Regions from separate parts of the Homo sapiens genome. Here region 1 is linked to region 2. Evidence: chromatin contacts called from ENCODE Hi-C or POLR2A ChIA-PET data. All regions are on one chromosome and are shown on one strand. The core of a region is the stretch at or near the end of the contact, and the rest is flanking DNA. Distances in the headings are between cores, read along the strand shown. Region 1 overlaps HMCN2 (hemicentin 2). Region 2 overlaps GPR107 (G protein-coupled receptor 107).

Region 1 (2,700 bases), core at 40-2,539, 310 kb before region 2:
TCCACTTAAATGAAGGTCGAGGCCAGGCGCAGTGACTCACGCCTGTAAGCCCAACACTTTGGGAGGCCGAGGCGGGTGGATCACCTTAAGTCAGGAGTTTGAGACCAGCCGGGCCAACATGGTGAAACCCTGTCTCAACTAAAATTACAAAAATTAGCTGGACAAGGTGGTGGGTGCCTGTAATCCCAGCTATTTGGGAGGCTGAGGCAGGAGAATCTCTTGAACCTGGGAGGTGGAGGTTGCAGTGAGCCGAGATCGCGCCACTGCACTCCAGCCTGGGTGACAGAGTGAGACTCTGTCTCCAAAAAAAAAAAAAAAAAAAAATAAAGCCTCTAGAACTTTGGATAAGAACAGTGGAAGCCTTTGGCCCTCCTGCCTGGGGCTGTGCCCATCCCTACCCCACCGTGACCATCACAGTGGTTTTATTAGGGATGGCTGTGAAAAACAGCAGCTTTTGCCACCCCTGGGGGCTGCCTTGATGTGCAGTAGAGGATGAAAGTATGCCCTGAGAAATATCATCAGGAAAAGGGGCAAAACTGGTAGGAGCCAAAAGGGAAATGGCTGCTGTGCTGGCCTGCGGCATGGCCCTGGCTGAGAAGAGCAGGGACCCAGCCAGCAACTGAACGGCGAGAACCTGGAAATGAAGGAGCCACGGACAGGCTGGATTGGCTCCCCACAATCCCTGGCCATCGTGGGAAATATGCACCTGTGCAGGGGAGACCTGAGGGGTACAAAGGACAGTAAACCGAGGCCAACTTGAAAACTGCCTGAACTTCAAATTACTCCACAGCCACGTTTTGCTGAGATTTTCTGTTTTTTTCACTTGTTTCAAGCATGTTGACAACTGCTCACAGAAGCATCCCTGTCAGCTAGCCTGGGCAACATAGCAAGACCCCATCTCTACAAAAAATAAATAAAGTAGCCGGGCATGGTGGTATGCACCTGCAGTCCCAGCTACTTGGGAGGCTGAGAAGTGGGAGGATTGCTTGAGCCCAGGAGGTCAAGGCTGCAGTGAGCTGTGATTGTGCCATTGCACTCCAGTCTGGGTGACAGAGCAAGACCCCATCAAAAAATAAAAAGGAAATCCTTACCAGATGACTCAAACATCTGTGCTATCTCAGTTGGTGTCTGTTGAGTATCAGTTCTCATTCAAGCTGAGATTTTTCCTTGTTCCTGGTATGATAAGTGAGTTTCAGTATGATAAGATTTGGGCTCTTATTTAAATCTTCCATCTTAGCAGACCTGGAACACTGCCAGGGGAAGGAGGTGCCACTCACTTCTGCTAGATGAGAGTGGAAGTCCGGGTTCCCCACGTGGCCTCCATGGACACCCGGGAACAGGGAGGGTGCCTCATTATTGCTGGGGATCGGTGGGAGTTGGCGCTTCAAGTGGGGCTCTGCTGGCACCATCCTGGCTGGGAGGGAGAGGGGCACTGCTTATTGCTCCCCACTCGGCCTGTGTAGGCGAGGGGCTTCCCACTCAGTGGTGACAGTGGTGACAGTTCAGTCTTGGTCAGGCACAGTGGTTCATGCCTGTAATCCCACCACTTTGGGAGGCTGAGGCAGGTGGATCATTTGAGCCCAGGAGTTTGAGACTGGCTTAGGCAACATAAGGAGACCCTGTCTCTACAAAAAATAAATACATAAAAATAAAAATTAGCCGGGTGTGGTGGCACGTGCCTGCAGTCCCAGCTACTTGGGAGGCTGAGATGGGATGATCACCCGAGCCCAGGCTGCAGTGAGCCCTGATCATGTCACTGCACTCCAGCCTGGGCAACAGAGTCAGACCTTGTCTTAAAAAAAAAAAAAAAAGTCCTTATCAGATTACCTGATATCTGTACTATCTCAGTAGGCATCTGTTGTCTGCTTTCATTGAGATTTTCCTTGTTCCTGGTGTGTAAGTTGAGCTTTTCCTTGTTCCTGGTGTGTAAGTGAGTTTCAGTATTGTAAGACTCGGATTTTTATTTAAATCTTCCGTTTTTGGCAGAGCTATAAAACTGCCAAGAAAAAGTGGTGCCACTCACTTCCGCCAGGTCAGCGTGGAAGCCCAGGTTCCCTATGAGGCTTCCATGGTCAGCCCGGAACAGGGAGGGGTGCCTCATTACTGCTGAGCATGGGTGGATGGGTGGAGGCACGCCCACACCGGGCCTCTGCTGGCACTACCCTCGCTGCCCACCTGGCCACACGGGGGAGGAGCTTCCCACTCAGTAGATGACAGTGGTGACAATTCTGTCTCCTCATTAGGTGTCACCTGACAGCATCCTGCTCCAGTGTGGGGAGAGCAGTGCCTCGGTACAGGGGCGAGGGTGGAAGTTAGAGGCTCCCAGTTGGTGTGATGATGGGGCAGGGGTGTTTTTCATGGTGTTTGCCTCCCAAGTAGCTGGGATTACAGGTGTGCGCCACCATGCCCAGCTATTTTTTTTTTTTTTTTTTTGTATTTTTGGTAGAGATGGGGTTTCACCATATTGCCCAGGATGATATCAAATTCCTGAGCTCAAGCGATCTGGCTGCCTCAGTCTCCCAAAGTGCTGGGATTACAGACACGAGCCACCACACCCAGTTAGGGGTTGTTATTTACAAGTTTTCTTTCTTACTATGCTGTCCCTTTCCTAGTCCTTTGCAAGAGAGGACAGGCTCTCGTTGAGGTGCACATGCCCCCGTGTGTGTGTGTGCGTGTGTGTGCGCACGTGCACATGCGTGT
Region 2 (2,700 bases), core at 195-2,694:
TGCAGTAAGCCGAGATCATGCCATTGCACTCTAGCCTGGGCAAAAAGAGCAAAACTCCGTCTCAAAAAAAAAAAAAAAAAAAAAAAAGAATATCCCCAATTATTCCTAGAGGTGGATTTGTACTTCCTACCTTGGGTTTTTCTAATGATGGCAGGGTGCTTTACTGGGCTCCAAGAAAGGCTATGTAGCCCGGCTAGAAGCAAAAGCTCTGTGACTCCTGCTTAAAGCCACTGAAAAGAACCTGCTTAAAGCCACTGAAAAGAACCTATCACAAGAGGACACTCCAGAGGGAAAAGAAGGGAACCTGGTATCTTTGAGGGGAAAAAAATGAGAAAACGGGAGAAGGGCTATTCCCAGGACTAGAAAGAAAACAAAAGCTGGTGCAGGTCGCAGAAGCTGAGTGGGCCTTGGGAGGCTGGCCTCTGACCACTGACCAAGGCTCCAAGCCTGGGTATGACTTGCACACAGGCTGCCTAGGAGCAAGAGTTACGTGAACCTGGACAGCAGGAATGCCATACTATCTGTTCCAGGCCCAAACTGGCGAGATCCTCCAGAATACTGTGCTCTAAATAACAACCTAGGGCTGACCCTGGCGTGAAGCCTCAAAGTCATGTTTAATTTAACTTAAAGAAATAATGCGTTATTAGTTATATACCAGGTTTGTGAAAGAAGATTTACAGCTACTATGCATTTTCCGAATTTTCTAAAATGAATCTACATTGGCTTTATAATCAGAAATAGAGTCAGCAACAAAACTTTATTAACAAAAACCTGTTTTATTTATTATTCATAACCTGCATTAAAGAATGTTAATATCCACACTGGGTGTACGATACCATGGATCCAGAGACCGTTCTGAGCTTTGAGAGAAGAGAGCACTGCTCCTTAAACCCTTGTGGTCTGAAATTCTCACTTGTGCTATGGCAGCCTGTGGTCATGAACATTATTCAAATAAGCCCAGAACCACACAAAACATTTTCTTTGCAGCTTTTCTTCTGATTTAGGAGGCATGACTGGAAAGTCAAGGAGATGCAAAAGGGCTATAAAGGGCACAACCATTTCAATATCAGGTAGTTTTCAAGGTTCCTTCTGTCATCAGAGTCTTGCTTTAAATGAATACTGACACATCTATTTTGAAAGTGTGTTAAATCAGCAGGCAGGGCTGCTTTACACATAGCCATCTCCAATCCATTATCCCTCCTGTTCTCACAGCGAAGTGTTATCTGGCCCTTCTAAGACAAGATTTTCTCTTGCTGACTCAGTTTTGAGAAGGTGAAAATCACAACCACGAGTGGAAATGAAATGAATCATCTTAATAAGCAGCAGTCACCCCCAACCTCCTCCTTATACAACTGACTCAACACCTCCTTCTCCAAACTACCCCTGGCTGCTCTCACGAAGTGGGCCCCAGGCCTCCCCTAGCTCTCCTCCCAGGAAGACAGCATCTTGACACCATAGGCTGCCTCCACTCCTCCGCAGTGCCGCAGCACGTGGGTTCAGAGCAAGCTGAGCAACACAAAATGAGCACGAGAGAACTTGCCTTTTCCATCTGTTGCTGATGCTTCTTGTAAATGTCTGATTGACCTAAAAATAAACATTTAGAGAACAAAAAGTTAGCTGACAAATCTGCACTCCTCTCTATTTCCAGCTCTAGTAACTTGAGGCTGAATTTCTCAATTACATGCTGAAAGGTTGGACTACATCACTTTAGAGCACTCTCCCTAAAACGGGTAGAGGGGGGGAAATGGTTGATATCAACACGTCTGAGGTAAAGTCGCCCTCTGCTGGCCAAATCTGTGGCAATAAGTCTAGCAGGGACCAGAGCGTGAGGAGAAAACAAAACTCCATCATTTAATGCTCCTGTTAATCTCTCACTCCCACAACCACCCCCTACCCAACACTCCCATGACAATGGAGCATCACTGGGCTCACCTGCCACCAGGAGAGAATAAACCCTAGAAGAAAGTCACCAGCTGACTTCTAGAGTCTAGGTCTAAGAGCTGTGAACATACAGCACCATGCAAACTTATCGAGTGGAGATTTTTAACACTGCTGAAAAATGCCAGCCTCCAGGGACACTGTCTGGGGCTGTGATGTGCTGGTACCTAATGACCATCATTACATTTCAGGCAGAGGAACATTAACATTATTACAGGAGCCGCAGGTGAGAGGTGGAGGCACCATGAAAAGCCACCAACAGAGAGACTTCCCTGAGGGCTGAACAGGGCACAGGCAGACAGGCTGTGTGAGGGAAGGCGGCTGTGGTCTGACACTGTCACTCACTCTTGTCAGCAAATCAATTACTCTTCCTAAATCCTCCGTAATTTGCCCACCTGTGAGAGGGGCTATCTGCTTGAGAACTGAATGGAACACCACACGAAAGCTAACCAGTACACTGCTGGCCCTGAAGCAATGCTGGCTGAATCGGGATATTTACAAGTATTATTATTATTATTATTATTTATTTATTTATTTATTTATTTTGAGACAGAGTCTTGTTCTGTCGCCAGGCTGGAGTGCAGTGGCATGATCTTGGCTCACTGCAACCTCCGCCTCCTGGGTTCAAGCAATTCTCCTGCCTCAGCCTCCCGAGTAGCTGGGACTACAGGCACATGCTACCACGCCCAGCTAATTTTTATATTTTTAGTTAAGATGGGGTTTTGCCATGTTGGCCAGGATGGTCTCGATCTCTTGACCTCG

The links. Hi-C counts contacts between places; a loop is a spot of excess contacts on that map. ChIA-PET counts read pairs that join two places held with the same protein, here RNA polymerase II (POLR2A). Pooled maps may share reads with other maps.
Region 1: a loop to region 2 is called in a map of PC-9, with 31 times the contacts of the local background. The contact joins two enhancer-like sites. A Hi-C loop is called at or near these places in 2 of 168 maps with a recorded cell type or tissue (A673 and PC-9), 2 of 37 single-sample maps with no recorded cell type and 7 of 50 pooled maps. POLR2A ChIA-PET finds 5 or more read pairs at or near these places in 1 of 52 experiments (A673).

The regions. Positions count from the first base shown.
Region 1 is chr9:130,413,725-130,416,424 of GRCh38, reverse strand. The region is part of intron 85 of HMCN2 (hemicentin 2); the gene reads right to left. Among named protein-coding and RNA genes, the nearest start is that of ASS1, 30 kb to the left of the region's middle. Within about 2 kb of position 1,289, at least 2 of the 41 ENCODE cell types and tissues checked have a DNase peak (open chromatin) inside an H3K27ac peak, as active enhancers do.
Region 2 is chr9:130,106,380-130,109,079 of GRCh38, reverse strand. GPR107 (G protein-coupled receptor 107) reads right to left here. Exons shown (of 18, transcript NM_020960.5): 14 at 1,541-1,584. Among named protein-coding and RNA genes, the nearest start is that of GPRACR, 36 kb to the left of the region's middle. Within about 2 kb of position 1,444, at least 6 of the 41 ENCODE cell types and tissues checked have a DNase peak (open chromatin) inside an H3K27ac peak, as active enhancers do.